2 separate regions of the Homo sapiens genome follow, and region 1 is linked to region 2. The links are chromatin loops, found by intact Hi-C in ENCODE. Cell type or tissue: PC-9. All regions are shown on one strand. Each heading gives the region's core, and the rest is flanking DNA. Links, peaks and the distances in the headings are about the cores only.

The links. A loop is a pair of places that touch in the nucleus more often than their neighbours do. Peaks named below come from ENCODE experiments on the same cell type or tissue, not always from the same donor. Only the 100,000 strongest peaks of a DNase experiment are listed, where the experiment ranks them.
Region 1: a loop joins it to region 2, with 8 times the contacts of the local background. A loop is called at or near these places in 2 of 110 quality-filtered maps.

What each region holds. Positions count from the first base shown.
Region 1 is chr5:127,836,142-127,844,252 of GRCh38, reverse strand. All of the region lies in intron 5 of CCDC192 (coiled-coil domain containing 192), which reads right to left. Among named protein-coding and RNA genes, the nearest start is that of CCDC192, 140 kb to the right of the region's middle. In PC-9, for the core only: no CTCF peak of the experiment used is centred there; no DNase peak of the experiment used is centred there.
Region 2 is chr5:127,887,612-127,899,125 of GRCh38, reverse strand. The region is part of intron 6 of CCDC192 (coiled-coil domain containing 192); the gene reads right to left. Among named protein-coding and RNA genes, the nearest start is that of SLC12A2-DT, 190 kb to the left of the region's middle. In PC-9, for the core only: no CTCF peak of the experiment used is centred there; a DNase peak (open chromatin) is centred at 6,105; H3K27ac peaks cover 1,211 bases.

The DNA of each region.
Region 1 (8,111 bases), core at 139-5,138, 51 kb after region 2:
ATTTTCACTATGAGAAATGTATTCATTGCCTGCTGCAGGATCTGTCAAAGCACATATTCAATTACTGATGGCTTGCAAGATTTTTCCTGTCTTATGAGATGCCATGGAACAGGGCAAGAAGAAAGACACAAAAATGGGGCCATAAAGGCAAAGAAATATACACTGGCAGACTCTTGAAAAGGGATGATGTTGTTTATTTTACGTTTTTTATAGGGATGGGTTCAACACAAATTAAAATCTATAAAAATAGCTGGTCCATATAATGTCTGATAACCCAGGAATGCACACCTTTCTAATGTGCTAATATAAAGAAGATTAAAACAGTTAAACTAGAATATGGTTTTACATTTGTTTAAGCTACTTTTTTCCCTTCTTACATCACATAGAATGTTATCAAAGCTGATGGCATGAAGGAAGGGGAAAAGAAAGAAATCGCCTACATGAAAACCTGCAGACCTTGGGTAGGATCTGGTAATGTATTTCTTGCCTCTGGCTAAGTCAAGAGTTATTCTTGGGGCTGGGCGAGGTGGCTCATGCCTATAATTCTAGCACTTTGGGAGGGCCAGGCAGGCGGATCACCTGAGGTCAGGAGTTCGAGACCAGCCCGGCCAATATGAGGAAATCCCGTCTTTACTAAAAATACAAAAGTTAGCCAGGCATGGTAGTGCATGCCTGTAATACCAGCTACTCGGGAGGCTGAGGCAGGAGAAGCACTTGAACCCGGGAGGTAGAGGTTGTAGTAAGCCAAGATCACACCACTGCACTCCAGCCTGGGCGACTGAGCAAGATTCCGTCTCAAAAAAAAAAAAAAGAGTTATTCTTGGATAATTACTGTGTAAATGATAATAAAATCAACAACGGCTTAAATCCCTGGCAAAAAATTGAAGTCACTAAGAGATTAAAAAAAAAACTTTTGGCTGGCTGCGATGGCTCACGCCTGTAATCCCAGCACTTTGGGAGGCTGAGGCGGGTGGATTACGAGGTCAGGAGATCGAGACCATCCGGGGTAACATGGTGAAACCTCGTCTCTACTAAAAATACAAAAAAAAAATTAGCCGGGCATGGTGGCGGGCACCTGTAATCCCAGCTACTCGGGAGGCTGAGGCAGAAGAATGGTGAGAATCCAGGAGGCAGAGCTTGCAGTGAGCCAAGATCGTGCCACTGCACTCCAGCCTGGGCAACTGAGCAAGACTCCATCTCAAAAAAAAAAAAAAAAAAAAAAACTTGACTAAAATACAGCCCAGGAAATTAAGGTGATGAAGCAGAAAGTGTACACTATCACAGATGCCATGAAACTCCAATTCCTTGCACTTTTCGCCATAGGCAGTATGTCCAGGAAGGCTGCTCCCAACAGGCCCTGTATAGTGGAAGTTGTGACAGTCTCTATTTCCATTTTCATTTCTTTTGATTGTTTCCTCATCCAGAGAATTAGGGGATTAGCCAGGTTGCATCTAAGACATCATAGCTCTGAGTTCTAAGATTCTAGTATAATCATTGAGGCAATCTAGAGGGGTGAACATGTTGGCCAACTCTAGACCAGTTAGCTTGCAGATGTGTAGCATTCACTACATTTCAAAAGTTTCAATTAGTTGCCAATATTTAAAAATTGGAATATTTTGTAGAAAATTACACATGTATAACTGCTTTTGAAAGTAGGACTGGCTACATCGCTTTTGAAATCCAGTGCAAAATGAAAAGTCCAGGTACCTTTTGTTCAAAAATTATTAAGAATTTTGGCCGGGCACAGTAGCTCATGCCTGTAATCCCAGCACTTTGGAAGGCCAAGGTGGGAGGATTGCTTGAGCCCAGGATGTCAAGATCAGCCTGGGGAAGATGGCAAGACCACATCTTTACAAACAATTTAAATATTAGCTGGGCATGGTGGTTCACACCTGTCATCCCAGCTACTTCGAGGCTGAGGCTCCTAGGAGGATCCCTTGAAAACAGGAAGTTGAGTTAGCAGTGAGCTATGATAGTACTGCTGTACTCCAAGCTAAGCCGCAAAGTGAGACCTGTCTCTAGAAAAATTAAAAATACTAATAATAAAAAAGAATTTCAAGATGGGGATAGCAGAGCATCAAACCAGGTGTGGGTCCTTCTGAGTGCTGGCCCTGGGGCACTGCAGGGAATGCATGCCCTTGAAGCCAGCCCTGCTAGAAAATTCAGAGGAGCTGGCACCTCCGCCCATTTTCCTTACAAAAAGCAATGGGAGCTAAGTGGTGGCTCCCCCTTTAAAACAGAGCCTGTCTTCTCTGGGTCAACACAGCCTCTGTCACTCCCTTTTCTGTCCTCATTGAGGCCAAGCAATAGTCAACATTCATCATTGCACTTGCTCAGTGGATTTTTCACTGCAGCTTCACTGAACTCATTTACACAACCTGCCTGGCCCCTGTAGAAACAAGAGCTGTTCCCTCTGGTCCAAACATTAAAACTGCCCCCATACCAAGGCATGCTTACTGATCACTCGTTGGGCTGGTGACCCAAGGCTTGGGTCATGGCTCATGACCATGGGAGCCACCCATACACACGTTGGACAACTCCGTTTGTTCTAAGACAGTGTAGTCAAGGGTGAGTATATGTTAAGAAGCAGCTCAGCATGGACCACAGGGCCTCCCCACTCCAGGACCTCAACATGCCTTTCTTGCTCCAGAGGGGTTACATGGAATAATGCAGACTAGGAGACAGATGAAGCCTCTTTCATTCTAGTATTCAAAGAAATCTACCATTTTATGAAAACTTGAAAGATTGTGTTCTAAAATGAAAACCAAGATTAAAAAAAAATTGGCAAACACAGATGCTAGTTTAAAAAATCACTCCTTGTTTGCAAATCAACACCCACACAAAATGTTGAACATCAGTCATTCCCTTCAACCCCATCTGGTGCACATTGATGAATCTTTCCCCTGAGAGAAAGTAATGCACTTTGGGAACTCAGAGGACAAATCTGAAGGGCTCAGCTCTTCCAGGTTATAATATACTCCGAAATTATGTGCTTTGTTCTCTTGAGCCTCAAAATTCACCATAAGCTAAAAGTGTATTTCGGACTCCACTATACTGTTGCTCCACATCCTAATACTAATTTGCCTCTTAAGGGCACATACAAACTGAAGAAATGTCTTTCTGCTAACAGTTCCTTTTCCTCTTTGTTTGACATGATGTTGTTCCTGGCACTGTAAAGTATTTCAATTTTTGGGACCATTTCCAGGTCACATCTTATTTCTATACAAGATTTGTTCTATACAAAACCTGAAAAGGCTCAAAGGTCAGGGTTCTGGTTGACTTGTTTTGCCAGATTTCTCCCACTTGGTCAACATTTTTACTTCACTTCCTAGCTGAAGCCTGTGCCAGTGCTTTTACATTCATCAAACTTAAAAACCCACATGGTAAATATTTGGTAGAAACTTTATATGTGAGTAATTAAAAACATGATAGATTTAACCCTTAAGTGAGCAATATGATGAAACGTATTGCTTTTTATTGCTTCTAGTAACTCTTTCTCTTTCACTAGTCTTGCTCTTAAACCTAGATAATGATGAATATTTTACATTTAGTCGTAATAGGTCTTTTTCAAAAAGTGCTTAACTTCCTGGAGTCTTACTGCAGCTCAAAAAAATGTGAAATAATTTAACAATTTAATAAATTAATTAATAATTTAATAAAATAATTTTACCACACCTTCATTTTTGTACTTGTCTTTATTCTGTTCTATTGACATTTATGTATACCATTATAGGCACATACATTGCATGTTTTCCTATATGTATGTCTTTATTTTGTTTACTTGTTTGGAATGTTCTAAGAAAAAAGACTGCAAATGTGCTTTTTTTCTTTGAAGCTTTATTTCTACTCCACCCATGCAACTACAGGGCTCTGTGTGTCCTGTGGTTACTCAATAAATATTAGGGATACAGAGATAATTTGACGATTATAAAACTTAAGCCAACCTCAAACTTTCTTCACTTCCTCTTTTTCTTTCTCAGCCTTATACATTTAACTTCTTACCCAGTTATTTAAGAATGTCAAGTCCAAGAATCCTATGTAATGTTGCTTTCTAAAACAATGGCTGTATTTTCTACTTGTGGCTCTCATTCCTAGCCAGCAAGGGTAGGGGACTCTGGCTTCAGGTTTTCATGACAGCCACCCTCAGACCTCTCAAATTGAAACATCAACCTTCACCCTCAGGGTCTTTGCTAGCCATCCTAAGTGAGTCTGCAATAATGGCTCACATTTGTTAAGTGTTTATTAAGTGTCATATGCTCTTCTGAGAACTTTACATAGATTGTTTTATTTAATTCTCATGAAACTTTATGAAGTAGGTGCAAATATTACCATAGTTCTTTGAGGCTCTGATGCATTTTTTTTCAAATCTCTGAAATAAGAATTTGCCTTAAGATGGAGTATTGGCAGTATTTTTAAAAACTCTTATTTGTACATAAAAGGATCATATATATATATATATCTTACAATCCATAGACTCTTAGTGTGATGAAATACAGTATCCCTATTCAATCGGCAAGGATACACAGCTCAGAGAAGTTAACCTAAGGTCACGAGGCTGTACAGTCATTCCAGAGCCCAGTCCCTTGACCACTTCCCTGCAATGTTGTGTAATGGTACTTGCCACTTTTCTCCATAATTATATCTTTATAAAAATATTCAAATTTATTATTTTAAAAACCAATGATTATTTTTATTTTGTGATTTAAAAGTTGACCTGTATTCATTATAAAAACTTTAAAAATAGAAAATTTAAGAAAGAATTATAAATCACCTGAAATTCTACTAAGATTACTATTGCTAACATTTTGGTATATTTTCTTCCTGGCTTTTGTTTTCTTATGTACATTAAAACATACTTTATAACATTTGTAGCATACTAATACATATAACATTTGTAGTGATGTGGTTATGTATTCCTCTCTTTTCACTTAACACTGAATGATGACCATTTCCCCTTGCTATTATATGTTCTGTGATAACATGACTTTGAATGGTCATCTACTTCCTCTTGTGGAGTTGTACTGTAATTTAACACTTAGTTTGTTTCCAGTTTTTCACCTTAAGCACTTGTAATAGGTAGCCTTATTATTGCCTTAGCATTCCAAGAACTGTTTATACTTATTTTTAAGTTATCAGGCCTTTCTCAGTTTATCAAGAGAATTAAGAGTGTATACCTTCCATATGGAGGAAGACCTGTATGTCTTAAGTGTCTGAAAAATCCAGGGTTCAGGTGAAAACCATTTACCTAAAGAGAATAACAGCTTCCTGTGGAGCTGCTACTTGGCATTGTTCAGCCTCCTTGGGAGGGGATGTAATCTCACGGGAAGAGGCCCAGGCTGTCAGTGTGTTTGAGGCTGAGTCACCCCAGCGACAGTCTTTGCTGCCTACCAGTTCTGGTCACACCACTGAAGTACAGACTACACACAGGATGCTGCTTTCACAGTGTTGAGGAGAGAGTGTGGGATACACAGGAAGAGTGAATATGGAAATTGGGGTCTAGGCAATCTGATGTGTACATTTTTAGCGCTCTTGATCTTCTGAGCCTCATTTTCTTTTTCACCTCTTCTCAGTACTGGCAACAAGGAGGTGAAATGTACAAGTAACCATCGTAGCAGAACTCAGTCTTTAAAAAAGGTTTCAGTGGACCTAAGAAAAGGAAGTTTTAAGAGAGACCATGGGAAGACTGCACATTCTTGACAACCCATCCACCTATCCTGAGAAAGACATTCTGTACCTATTCCACCTTCAGAAAATAAACACTGTCAATTGTGGCTTTTATTTCCTGAGTACATACATGTTTACTAATATAATTAAAATGCATCTTGAAAATTAATGTCCCCTGAAGACGAAGAGGTATTATTTTCTCAGTATCACCAATTAAAAGTCTTTAATAACATCTTTCCATTTTCAGTTGAACAATTTAGAACTCTTTAAGTGACCATGACTATAATTTTCTCTAAGTGAAACAAAAATACATTATTCTTGTTATGTCCTTATTAATACTCACGCCAACTATATGTGACATTGTGCTAGGTGCTGTAGAAACTAGGCTTCTTGCTTTCCCAGAGGCTACAAAGTGAGGCAAAGTTTGAAGGCATTGTAGGAGTCAGGGAGATGAAAGAAGACTGAACAGGATTGCTTACCCATGCGGGGTTGAGAATTGGGTAGATAACGTCTCTTTGCATAACCAATACTTAATAGAGAGTTCACATTTCAGAATCTATGTTATGGAATCTGGCCTAATTCTTTTCTTTTTTTGAGATGGAGTCTTGCTCTATCACCAGGCTGGAGTGCTGGAGTGCAGTGGTGCAATCTCAGCTCACTGCAACCTCCGCCTCCTGGGTTCAAGCAATTCCCTTGCCTCAGCCTCCTGAGTAGCTGGGACTACAGGCGTGCACCACCATGCCTGGCTAATTTTTTGTATTTTACTAGAGATGAGGTTTCACCATGTTGGCCAGGATGGTCTCCATCTCCCGACCTCATGATCTGCCCACTTCGACCTCCCAAAGTGCTGGGATTACAGGTGTGAGCCACTGAATTAGCCAGAATCTGGTCTAATTCTTATTCATCAGTACAAAATAATGAAGATTTGTTTGGAGACAAATGGTGCCAATTTCCAGGTGGCTCTTGGCCATAGTGAAGTGTAATCCCTGTGCACAAAGTGTTTACATTCTGATATGGTTAGGCTTTTTGTCCCCACTAAATCTCATATTGAATCATAATCCCCAGGTGTTGAGGGAGAGACCTAGTGGGAGGTGACTGGATCATGGGAGTCGTTTCCTCCATGCTATTCTTATGATAGTGAGTGAGTTCTCACAACATCTGATGGTTTTACAAACATCTGGCATTTACCCTGCTTGCACTTCTCTCTCACCTGCCACTATATAAGATGTGCCTGCTTCCTCTTCCACCATGATTGTAAGTTTCCTGAGGCCTCCCCAGCCATGTAGAACTGTGAGTCAATTAAACCTGTTTTCTTTATAAGTTATCCAGTCTTGTGTATGTGTTTATAGCAGTGTGAAAAAGGACTAATACAGTAATTTGGTATCTCAGAGAGTAGTGTACTATGATAAAGATACCCAAAAATGTAGAGGCAATGGGAAATGAAACAAATGTACTCTTGTTATGCTTAGCAAAGAGACTGGTGGCATTTTACCCCTGTCCTAGAGATCTGTGGAACTTTCAACTTGAGAGAGATGATCTGAAATTGGAACTTATGTTTAAAAGGAAAGCAGAGTATAAAGGTTTAGAATATTTGCAGCATGACCATATAGTAGAAAAGAAAAGCCCACTTTCTGAGGAGGAATTTAATAAGTTGCAGAAAGTTGCATAAGTAACAAGAAGCCAAATGTTAATTACCAAGGCAATGGGGAAAATGTCTCCAGGGCATGTCAGAGACCTTCATAGCAGCCCCTGCCATCACAGACCCAAGGCCTAGGAGGGAAAACTGGTTTTGTGGGCCTGGTCCAGGGGCCCTCTGCTGCTCTATGCAGCCTTGGGACTTGGTGCCCTGCATCCCAAAAGTAGCTAAAAGGGGCCAACATACAGCTAAGGCCATTGCTTCAGTGGGTCCTATCCCCAAGCCTTGGTGGCTTACACATGGTGTTGAGCCTGCAGGTGCACAGCAGTCAAAAATTAAGGTTTGGGAACTTCTGCTTAGATTTCAGAGGAGGTATGAAAATGCCTGGATGTCCAGGCAGAAGTCTGTTTCAGGGGTGAAGTCCTTGTGGAGAATCTCTGCTAGGGCAGTGCAAAGGGGAAATGTGGGATTGGAGCCCCCATACAGAGTCCCCACTGGGGCACTGCCTAGTGGAGCTGTGAGAAGAGGGCCACCAGACCCCAGAACACTAGATCCACTGACAGCTTGCACCATGCACCTGGAAAAGCTACAGACACTCAAGGCCAGCCTATGAAAGCAGCTGGGGCAGGGAAGCTGTACCCTGCAAAGCCACAGGGGTGGAGCTGCCCAATGCCATGGGAGCCCACCTCTTGTATCAGTGTGGCGTGGATGTGAGACATGGAGTCAAAGAAGATCATTTTGGAGCTTTAAGATTTGACTGCCCTGCTGGATTTTGGACTTGCATGGGGCATGTAACCTCTTCATTCTGGCC
Region 2 (11,514 bases), core at 3,790-8,789:
TGCTCTGGAGTTTAAAATTAGCAGCATTGTATAACATATGAAACTAAATTTCAAAATGTGTCTGTGAGTCATTCCTCATTCATAAAATGTATTTTCTTCCTAAACAGCTAGCTGACTCAAAGAAACCCACTCTCGCTGTAACCACTGCCCTGGAGCCAGAGTAGGTGCCACAGAAAAGGCAAAACTGAGGTTAGGGACCCTTGTTCACAGTGAAAATCTGTCCTCATTAGATATGACTTGTGTACCTTAGAGCCACAGGGGTTACTTAGAACACCATACTTTTGTCCTAAGTACAGAATTACTATGGATTTACCCTTGAACCATCTCAGTCACAGTAACCTCTGTCTTTCTCCCTCCCTCTCTCACCCCACCCTTCACTGAAGGACACTGCTTAGCATGAAGGGTACCATGCAGGGATGGGAACGGGCTCCCTGGAAGGCTGCTTTGTCCACATCTCAGCATTTCATGGAGTCAAAAAACCTTCTTGCATGCTCTGTTGTGTTCATGCTCAGCTCCTTCTCTTGTATTCCACCTCTCCCTTCCTCCTCCCTCCTTCTCACACCTGCAAAACAGGACCACTGCTAAAAGTAGGGCATGATTTCAGTTTTTCTTTTTCCTATTTAAAAATTACTACACCTACAAACAAGCTTTCTATTATATAGGAAACTCTGAATCAAGGAACTAAACCAGCTCCTCTCCTCTATTAACAGACATTTGGGCCGGGCACAGTGGCTCACGCTTGTAATCCCAGCACTTTCGGATGCTGAGGTGGGCGGATCATTTGAGGCCAGGAGTTCAAGACCAGCCTGGCCAACATGGTGAAACTCCCTCTCTATTAAAAATACAGAAATTAGCCATGCGTGTTGGTGGGTGCCTATAATCCCAGCTACTCGAGGGGCCTAGGCAGGAGAATCACTTGAACCCAGGAGGTGGAGGTTGCAGTGAATGGAGATTGCATCATTGCACTCAAGCCTGGGCAACAAGAGTAAAACTCCGTCTCAAAAAAAAAAAAACTGGACCATATTAAGGTCTCTTTCAGGCCCCATTAAATATACTAGGTCTCTTTCAGGCCCCGTTAAATATACTCTAGCAAGTTTTTAAGCTAAGCAGTTCTTAAGTTCCTATGTTAATCATAAAGCCAAAGTGAGCACTTTCACAATGATTACTGTTATACTGCCCAGTATGTTAAGCTTCTCATTTGATACCAGGGAGAGTCTTAATTAATGAATAGAATCAGGTCAATTAATTACTTCTGCAGCATAACTTATAGTCTAATATTATAAAGGTTACTTTTGAAGTAAACTACATGAGAAGTTGAAACATTCTTAAATATTTTCACATTCTCAAATGATCTTTTTCAAAAGTGCTTTCATAAACTAGAACACCTATTCTAATGCAAAATTTTAAAAGAAAAAAAAATGAGAATCCTCTCTAAAGGCTAATTCCTAAGAGGAAAAATGAAAAAGAAAAACCCAAAATACGATGTATGCACTTTTTCTAAAATTGCATTATTCCATATATACACAAGATTCTTTTCCATTGAATAATATTAAAAATCCTCCGAGGTCCTATTTCTTCCTCTAAAAGTGGCCTGGTTACATATGCCTGCTTTTACATCAAGAATTGCTCTGTCATAAGCACTTAGAACCCGAGAGCCTTAACTTTCACCTTCAAAAATATCCTACTGTGAATCCAGCTAAATACTTCAATGAACTTTCTTTTCCCTTTATCTGGTGCTACTTTTGCAGTGTTTCAGTATGAATTAATTGTGGACAGACATCATATCCCTTTTTGGCATATCCCTCTTTCCTATAAGAGACTGATTTTTTGTTGTTGATTTTTATTCTCGGGGGGCTGAATATAGAAATTTTCACTTTAAAATTGCCTTAGGTAAAATAAAGTGATTCTGATATAATGTAGGATATAATATCTAGTTCGTTAGATGGAATCAAATAATAGTCATATGTGAGGAGACTACTGTGTAGCTATTTATTTTGCTTGTCTGGTTATACTAAAAGTCTATTTAAAAGGCATAGAAGATGATAAAACCTTTAAAAAAAAAAAGAGAGAGAGACATTAGAGAAGAAATACAAAAGTTGACCTGCAGTTTTAAGCGAAAGCTATAAAAACTTCTGGTACATTTGCTCCATAAAGGAAATATTTTTCAATTCAAAGAAAGCATTATTTAGAAAGAAGAATAAAGTCAGTAGAGTCTGTAGGAGATACTCTATACTAGTAACCTAGTCACCATTATAAAAACATTCTGATTGAGCAATTATATTTATGGGATTGGTCCTTTGTGCTATACCAGTCATTATATGTTCTTTGGGTTTTTCTTTAATAAACCGCAAAACAGGAAACACAGAAAATGAAAAGAATCAGCTGGGCACAGTGGCTCACGCCTGTAATCCCAACACTTAGGGAGGCCGAGGCGGGTGGATCATCTGAGGTCAGGAGTTCGAGACCAGCCTGACCAACATGGAGAAATCCCGTCTCTACTAAAAATACAAAAAACAAAAAACAAATTAGCCAGGTGTGGTGGTGCACACCTGTAGCCCCAGCTGCTCAGGAGACTGAAGCAGGAGAATCCCTTGAACCCGGGAGGCAGAGGTTGTGGTGAGCCGAGTTCGCAGTGTTGCACTCCAGCCTAGGCAACAAAAGCGAAACTCCGTCTCAAGAAAAAAAAAAAAAGAAGAAGAAAATGAAAAGAATCAGGAGCTACAAGTGGGAAATTTTCATTCTTTGAATGGAGGGGAACCAAGTACCATGATTAAGGTCTGGAGCTTAAGATGAGAATTGAAAATGTGAAAGTGACTTTTAATTGTTTAAAATTATTATTATTATTATTTGTAGGGACGGGGGTCTCACTATGTTGCCCAGGCTGGTCTCTAACTCATGGCCTCAAATGATCCTCCTGCCTGGACCTCTCAAAGTGTTGGAATTGCAGGAGGGAGCCACCACACCCACCTGAAAGTGACGTATTAGTCTGATGGGTAAGTGCAATCAATCTCTTGTGATAGTCACTTAAAAATGCAAATTCCTGCATCTCAACACAGACATACTTATTCAGAATCTCTTCAAAAAGGGCCTAGGGACTTAAATTCCACCAAGTGGACTCTTATGTATGTTAACATTAAAGATTCAAATAAAGCCAATTTAGAGATTTTAAAAAATTATACGAAACCAATTGCCTGTTAATAATTAGTCCTCCTTCTAAGAACAAGCTAAGCAGCCACTGATAATCAGTAATATTTTTGTCTGAGGTGGCACTACTTTTTTTTTTTTTTGAGACAGGGTACGGCTGTCACCCAGGCTAGAGTGCAGTGGCGTGATCTCAGCTCACTGCAACATCTGCCTCCCAGGCTTCAAGTCATACCCCCACCTCAGCCTCCTGAGTAACTGGGACTACAGGTGTGCACCACCGTGCCTGGCTAATTTTTGTATTTTTAGTAGAGACAGGGTTTTGTCATGTTGGCCAGGCTGGTCTCAAACTCCTGGCCTCAAGTGATCCACCCACCTCGGCCTCCCAAAGTGCTGGGATTACAGGAGTGAGTTACCACACCCAGCCCTACTATTTTTTACCTAAGTATTTAATATCTTGCAAATTGTGCTCTAGATTTTATTTTTGTGCTTATTCATTTCTTAGGGAATACTCATTAAAACAAATAATCATTCAAGACTTTCTGATATGGGAAAAGGCATAATTGGCTAGGAGATCTGGATTCTGGAGCTAGCTTCAATCTTTTGATCTCTCTGGGCGTTGGCTTTTCTTTTCTGTAAAATATGAATTTGGACCAGAGCAGGAGCTGTGAAGGCAATGTCAGTAAGCAGAATCGGCCTGTGTAATCCCATCAGGAGTAATAGGAGATGGGGCAACTGGAGAGAACTCATTGCATTTAAGGGGTGGCCACTGTTCAGCTCTAACCAAGGATTGCCATGCAAGAATTCAGACCCACTGTTAGAAGAAGGTGGTGGGGGAGGGAGACCATCAGGAAGAATAGCTAATGGATGCTGGGCTTAATACCTAGGTGATGGAATGATCTGTGCAGCAAAATACCGCAGCACACGCTTACTTACGTAACCAAACTGCACATCCTACACATGTACCCCTGAACTCAAAATAAAAGTTGCAGGGAAAAAAAAAATTCAGCCCAGAGTTGCCAGATTATATAACTTTTCAAAGGAAGCTGGAAATCTTGTTTGCAATGTGAAATCTCTTGATTGTTAAATGGTTGAGACTATTGCAAAGTATCTAACATATAGCATGGGCAAATACTTTAAGGAACAATTAAAACACTTTGGTTGGCTGGATTTAGCCTATGGGCGAATTTGTGGCCTCATTAACAACCTTTCTAGTTCTAAAATCTTACAGATTTCTTACTTTTGTCAGCTATTTAGATCTTATATTACCATACTGGTGACTCCAGGCACCTGGAAACAATGCAAGTAGTAACTTGGAGAAGCTAGTTACTTAGCATTCCTTTATAGATTTAGATTCTTATTCATTTTCAAAGGGAATATCCTGAGAAGGTATTCAGTAGAATCTAGCTGTGGAAACTTACATTGTCCATTCAAAGTTAACATGTCATGGCTAATGACTATATTTATATAAATGAGTTAAAATTAGATAGGATTGGCCAGGCGCGGTGGCTCACGCGTGTAATCCTAGCACTTTGGGAGGCCGAGGCGGGTGGATCACGAGGTCAGGAGATCGAGACCATCCTGGCCAACATGGTGAAACCTGTCTCTATTAAAAATACAAAAAATTAGCCAGGCGTGGTGGCAGGCGCCTGTAGTCTCAGCTACTCGGGAGGCTGAGGCAGAAGAATGGCATGAACCCGGGAGGCAGAGCTTGCAGTGAGCCAAGATCACACCACTGCACTCCAGCCTGGGTGACAGAGCAAGACTCCGTCTCAAAAAAAAAAAAAAAAAAAAAAATTAGATAGGACTAAAGTATCCGAGCAATCAGAATGCCCACGAGTCATTAAGTCTATCCTTTAAGTAGTAGGGCCTGTATTTCCATGTCATATACACCTGCAATGGAGATAGGTAATTAGAACAAATAAACATTTCAGCTTTGTCTCAACTCTTTTACAAACCGCAAAGGCTTAAGCAATTTTCCTTTATCTTTTTGCTATAATTCATTCCATCTTTAAAGGTTTGGATTTTTTTTCCCAAAGTTTAGTTTTAATTTGGAATGAAATTTTTTTTTCTTTAATTTCAACTTTTATTTTAGATACAGGAGGTCTGTCTTAAATGTTAGAAAAATTAATGCATTATTGCTGAATTTTTAAAAATAGGCCATTGTGTAACTTACAAAGCCTGGTTTGGTATATATATATGCAACATTGACACCCCGTCCCCACACATACTTAAGTGTGAAAGATTCAATTCAGAAAGGTTTTGTTGGGCTGTATTTATAAATGTTTATCAGATTTCTGTCCCTTATGTTAAACTATCCTTTGTCATGTTGATGTTCTGGACAAGTTAGTAAGTTCCAGTTGGCATTTTATATGATACTGGCTCATTTGATATTTCCAGATTATCAAAAGCCTACGTGTTTATAGAAGAGTGTAATAACTCCTCCCCTTCCCCTCTTTTTGGAAGAGGTCTACGGACTGGAGATCTCTAAAGGTATAGTGAGAACACACTTGGACTGCAGTGGGTGTCCTTGTTCTGTTTTACTAATCCCAGGACTATGGGCAATAAGACCTAGCATTTGTTGATTCTCTGTGTGTCAGATGCTTTATATGTGCATTGCTCCCAATCTTACAACCACCTTGCAAAGTAGCTATTTTGATTCTCATATTAAAGTTGAGGAAATTGAGGCTCAGAGATAGTAAGGGACTTGTCTGAGTGACTGAGCTGGGATCTGGTCCTAATTCTGTGTAGTTCCAAATCCATATTCTGTTCATTACTTCCTGGTGCCTGCCAGTGTAGCTGGGTGGAGAGAGGGTTGTCTGGACCCCAGTTTTCTCATCTGTAAAACATGGGAGTGGACAAGATTATCGCTAAGGTCTGCTTGACTTCTAACACCCGATACTGATATTTTAGGGCTTTCTGCTATGGAGACTATGACTCATTCTTAGGCGAAACCCCCTTTGGATGTTTTCAGATATCTCCGATCCTGGCTGAGATTTTCAAACAGGATGTTGACAGATATACTTAATATTAATCTTGTCTCTTGCGGTATTTGGATTACTGCCAATTCTGTGTCACTCGAGACAATGGAGAGCATTATTTTCTCTGTTCTTTTATTTTCATACAAACCTACTCTACACTGTTTCTCTTCCTAACCCTGAGCTATGTGTTTCTATTTAACCAGCTCTTGCATTTAAAAATAAAATAAAATCTTTATTTGCACATTTGGCCAACTATAACACAGATTTCTGAGTACTTTATTTAAATTCATAATTATTCAATTTCTCTCTAGAACAATGCCACATCTTCATAAAACTAGTCAACAATGAGAAAATGATGTCAGAGGACTGCACTGCCAGTTGCCAAGTGAACTACTAGAGCTCACAAAGATAAAATTTAAAATTTCTTCCACATCACCTACATACCTGAAATGTACATATGCACTTCTGATTATAATGGAAACATATTTTGAGTTCATTTTAGATTTTTTAAAGGCATTTTGAATCCACACTACAGCTCAACTAATGTCAGCATCTTAGATACTAAACCAATTTCTCTATAAATTTAGAAATAACTACATCTGTATTTTTCTGTTCTGCTAGTTCCATCCAGGAGTTAATCTTTGTCATGTAATCAGAATTACATGGTAACAAAACAACAAACAACAGCACCTTAATTATCTCAGGATTGTCTACCTTTTCTTTTGAAATCATGTGTTTCTATGATGTTTAGTCTCTAATTTTAGGGCTTTCTCCACTGCTCCAAGTATATGATAGCATCAGATAATTTACAATTTGATTATGACATAAGCACATAACAATCTTCAAATGATAATTATTGTAACCAACATTCTTTATAGCTTCTTGGCTTTTTTTAGACTTAGTAATTTGCGCAACATCTTTCATTTCCATTCCTGTTAATAGTACTCTGATAAAAACCCAATAGTACTCTGATAAAAAAAAGACAGTACTTCTGCCTGTCTTTATGCAAGGCAGCAGTACTGGGTAATGTGGGAGGATACAAATATGCTGAAGATGTAATATATACCCTCGAAGAGCTTGTGGTCCAATGGGAAGAAATGGACAAAAATTGTTAGGTAACCTAAAAGATAGTAAATGCCATACATAAAAGCACTATCAGTTGAATACCATCATCTAGATGGAGTAGAAAGAACCAGAATGTGGTGGATTAAACAGCAAATGAGAGGGAGGTGAAGAAGTGAAGATAGTGTGTGGAGATAATCTTTTCAATATGTTGACCTTATTCCAAGGTGAGAGTGGGACAAAGAGACTGAGAAATGAGGCATCAAAGGAAGTTTTTACAGAGATGTGAAATACCAACATGTTCCTATGCAGATAGTAATGAGCTAGTAAAGAGAAGTATATGATGCATGCATGAGATGAGGCAAATAAGTACATCACTGGAAAGATGAGAATGATGAGTGTGGAGCACTAGGTGGAACGAGAGACCTTAAATGGGAGGAGGGACCCTTCTTCCACTCTAACAAAAAGCAATCAGGAGAAAACAAGTGAAGAAGCAAGAATTTAGATTTGGTAGTGGAAAGATGAAAGATAAGAATCCCTCACGGATGGCTTGTGTACTCTCAATGAGTCATAAGTAAGGTCATTTTCGGCTGGGCACAGTGGTGCACACCTGTAATCCTAGCACTTTGGGAGGCCAAGGCAGGCGGATCACCTGAGGTCAGGAGTTCAAGACCAGCCCGGCCAACATGGCAAAACCCTGTCTCTACTAAAAAATACAAAAATTAGCCAGGAGCGGTGGCAGGCACCTGTAATCCCAGCTACTCTGGAGGCTGAGACAAGGAGAACTGCTTGAACCCGGGAGGCTGAGGTTGCAGTGAGCCGAGATTGCGCCACTGCACTCCAGCCTGGGCGACAGAGCAAGACTCTGTCTCAAAACAAACAAACAAGCAAGGTCATTCTCCTGGGTGTACATAGAGGGGATGAAGAGAGAAGTTTGAAGAGAAGTGTGAGGGTACAGAATAGTGAGAAAGCAATCTATGGGGAAAAAAACATGGCTGCTTTGCTGAGCAAAATTATGTGTTCATCTGAGATCTATAACCATGCAAACAAAGTGAAACCAACCAGGTAGCAGTGGAGAACAGAGATAGATAGCTTCCACCAGATGTTTTGTCGGGCAAATGATGGAGACAGGGAATATGAGTATAAGAAAGAAAGTTTTAAGAAATAAATCTAGAAATAAGTGTTGAGGCCAGTTCATAGAGGGCCCTGAATGTCAGGCTAAAATATGTTAATTTTATTTCACAGGCAATGGGAATCCATGAAAGAATTTTTGACTGAAAATGATGTTCCCAAAACTGTCTTCCTACATAATTAACCTGTCTTAAGTGTAAAGCACTGAGTTGGTTAAAGAAAAGAAATTATGAGACTATCTGTGAAGGACCAGAGATTAGATAACGAAGCTCTAGATGGCTAGATGAAGGTAAGCAACAGTGGACTTGAGCCAGACCAATGAAGGTTAAATTCCTAAGCCTTTTTTTTTTTTTTTTTAAATACAGGGTCTCTCACTGCCATTCTGTTGACCAGGCTGGAGTGTAGTGGCATCTCAAAACACCAATCTTAGGTTTTACAATAGTGATGCTTATCTACAGGAGCAACTGGGAAAGTCACAAAATGACATCTCACTGTAGCCTCGACCACCCAGGCTCAAGTGATCCTCCCATTTCAGCCTCCTGAGTAGCTGAAACTACAAGCATGCACCACTACACCCAGCTATTTTTTTAAAAAAATTTTTGTAGAAATGGGGTCTCACTATCCTGCCTAGTCTGGTCTCAAACTCTTGGGCTCTAGCCATCCTCCAGCTTGGCCTACCACAGTGCTGGGATTACAAGTGTGAGCCACCATACATGGACAAGAGATCTTCGCATCTGTGAGATCCAGATCCATTTGGTGGGAACATCAGACCACATAGGAGACAATGCTAAGCACTAGACCAGAATTGGGCAAGGTATTACCTAAAACAGATGGAAGCAAACATCCATCAGGGGACATATTGATTAGTTAAGGAATGCAGTAAGAACCAGAAAAGTTACCTTGAATATTGGATCCAAAAAAAAAAAAAATTTATAAAACTGTTGACCAGTGGCATGGCCAGAGGAGGTCAGGAAGAGTTCAGAAAGAGGTGTGCAGAATGGACAGGTTCAAAGTGGCTGAAGGGATAGGCATGCCAATACAGGGGCCAGGTGCTGGCCCAGCGTGCCAACTGGGGTAGGGAGGCCAATCAATTTAAAGAGTAGAATAGAGGTTGGGCATGGTGGCTCACACCTGTAATCCCAGCACTTTGGGAGGCTGAGGTGGGTGGATCACCTGAGGTCAGGAGTTCAAGACCAGCCTGGTCAACATGGTAAAACCTCATCTCTACTGAAAATTCAAAAATTAGCAGGGCGTGGTGGCGAGCTCCTGTAAGCCCAGCTACTGGGGAGGCTGAGGCAGGAGAATTCCTTGAACCTGGCAGGCAGAGGTTGCAGTGAGCCGAGATGGTGCCACTGCACTCCAGCCTGGGGACAGTGCAAGACTCTGTCTCAAAAAAAAAAAAAGAAAGAAAGAAAAGAAAAGAAAAGGAAAAAAAAAGAAATATGCATGAGAAATCAGTCATTTAAAAGGGATAAGAGTATTTACTTATTTATTGCCTTAGATTAAATTAACCAAAAGGAAAGCTGATATAATTGAGGCAACAGAAGACTTGTAGATCTATCAGTTTTCTTCAGGAATGTTTTCAAAGGATGAAAGCTTTTTTATATAATAGAAGTAAAAGCGTTCAGCAGCATGTGCTCATGAAAAAGGAAAAAAGAAAACCTCAAACCAGTTTCCATTCCCATGAGCATTTATTCTGATGTGAATTCTTAGCATCTTGGTAGTGCTTTATTGATGAATAAATTAAGGTACTTTATTTTGTTTGCCATTATTTCCACATATGTATCTTTGTTTAGAACCCACAGCTTCTGCTAAATAAATTACCTCCCTTTGGCTTCAGATCAAAAACAACCTCAAAAGAAGGTCATCTTTTCTGAAATTCAATTATTGACTCTCTCTTGGGACTTACAAGGAAAAGTTATGGCTATGAAAAAGAAAAGATTAGCCCCTTGTATCTGGAAATTTTGTTTATAGCATCAAGATAGATGGATTATATAAGGTCTGGTTTAAATACTGTCTTCTTCTGCCACAGTTAATAAAACTAGGCACTGATTCTCACATTCAGAGTAGTCAGCTGTGTATTTCCCTCAATTTCTTTGACAGTGTCTTAGATTTGTGGAGTTAAGTACATTCTATTAAAAATTAGTATGTTCAATTCTAACTTTTGCTTCTATGACTACATGACACTTAGTGGTTAACATCCATAAATGAGAACAGTTAAATAAACGTGGCATTTCCATTTTCTCCTGCAATCCTATATGAATTAGAAGTATAGTGATACTAGATCTAGTATTCAGGAGCATGGTCCTGATTTCAAATATCTTTGAGTATGAATGTAAATTTATACGTGAGAATTTATGTCAAGAGATGTCCTGACTTTTTTTTTTGTTTGTTTGAGCCAGAGTCTCACTTTGTTGTCAAGGCTGGAGTGCAGTGGCGCAATCTCGGCTCATTGCAACCACTGCCTCCCAGGTTCAAGTGATTCTCCTGCCTCAGCCTCCTGAGTAGCTGGGACTACAGGCACCAACCACCATGACTGGCTAATTTTTGTATTTTTAGTAGAGGTGGGGTTTCACCATGTTTGCCAGGCTGGTTTCGAACCCCTGACTTCAAGTGATCTATGTACCTTGGCCTCCCAACGTGCTGGGATTACAGGCGGGAGCCACTGCACCCGGCTGTCCTGACTTTTAGATCTAACAATACGATCACAATACATATATAAGGTATTAAAAATTGAAAATTAAAAATATGTATTTTAAAGGAGTTCTCATGTTGAAAGCTTGTTAATCTTTAAAAAATAGTAAATAAGGTTGGGCGCGCTGGCTCGTGCCTGTAATCCCAGCACTTTGGGAGGCCGAGGCGGGTGGATCACGAGGTCAAGAGATCAAGACCATCCTGGCCAACATGGTGAAACCCTGTCTCTACTAAATATACAAAAAATTAGTCGGGCATGGTGGTGAGCGCCTGTAGTCCCAGCTACTTGGGAGGCTGAGGCAGGAGAATGGCATGAACCCAGGAGGTGGAGCTTGCAGTGAGCCGAGATCGTGCCACTGCACTCCAGCCTGGGTGACAGAGCAAAACTCTGTCTCAAAAAAAAAAAAAAATAGTTAATAAAAATTATGAATTAATTAATGTTACACATAATTTAAAATGAAAATGAATAATGTCTGGTTGTGGCAAAACCTTACAAAAATGAAAT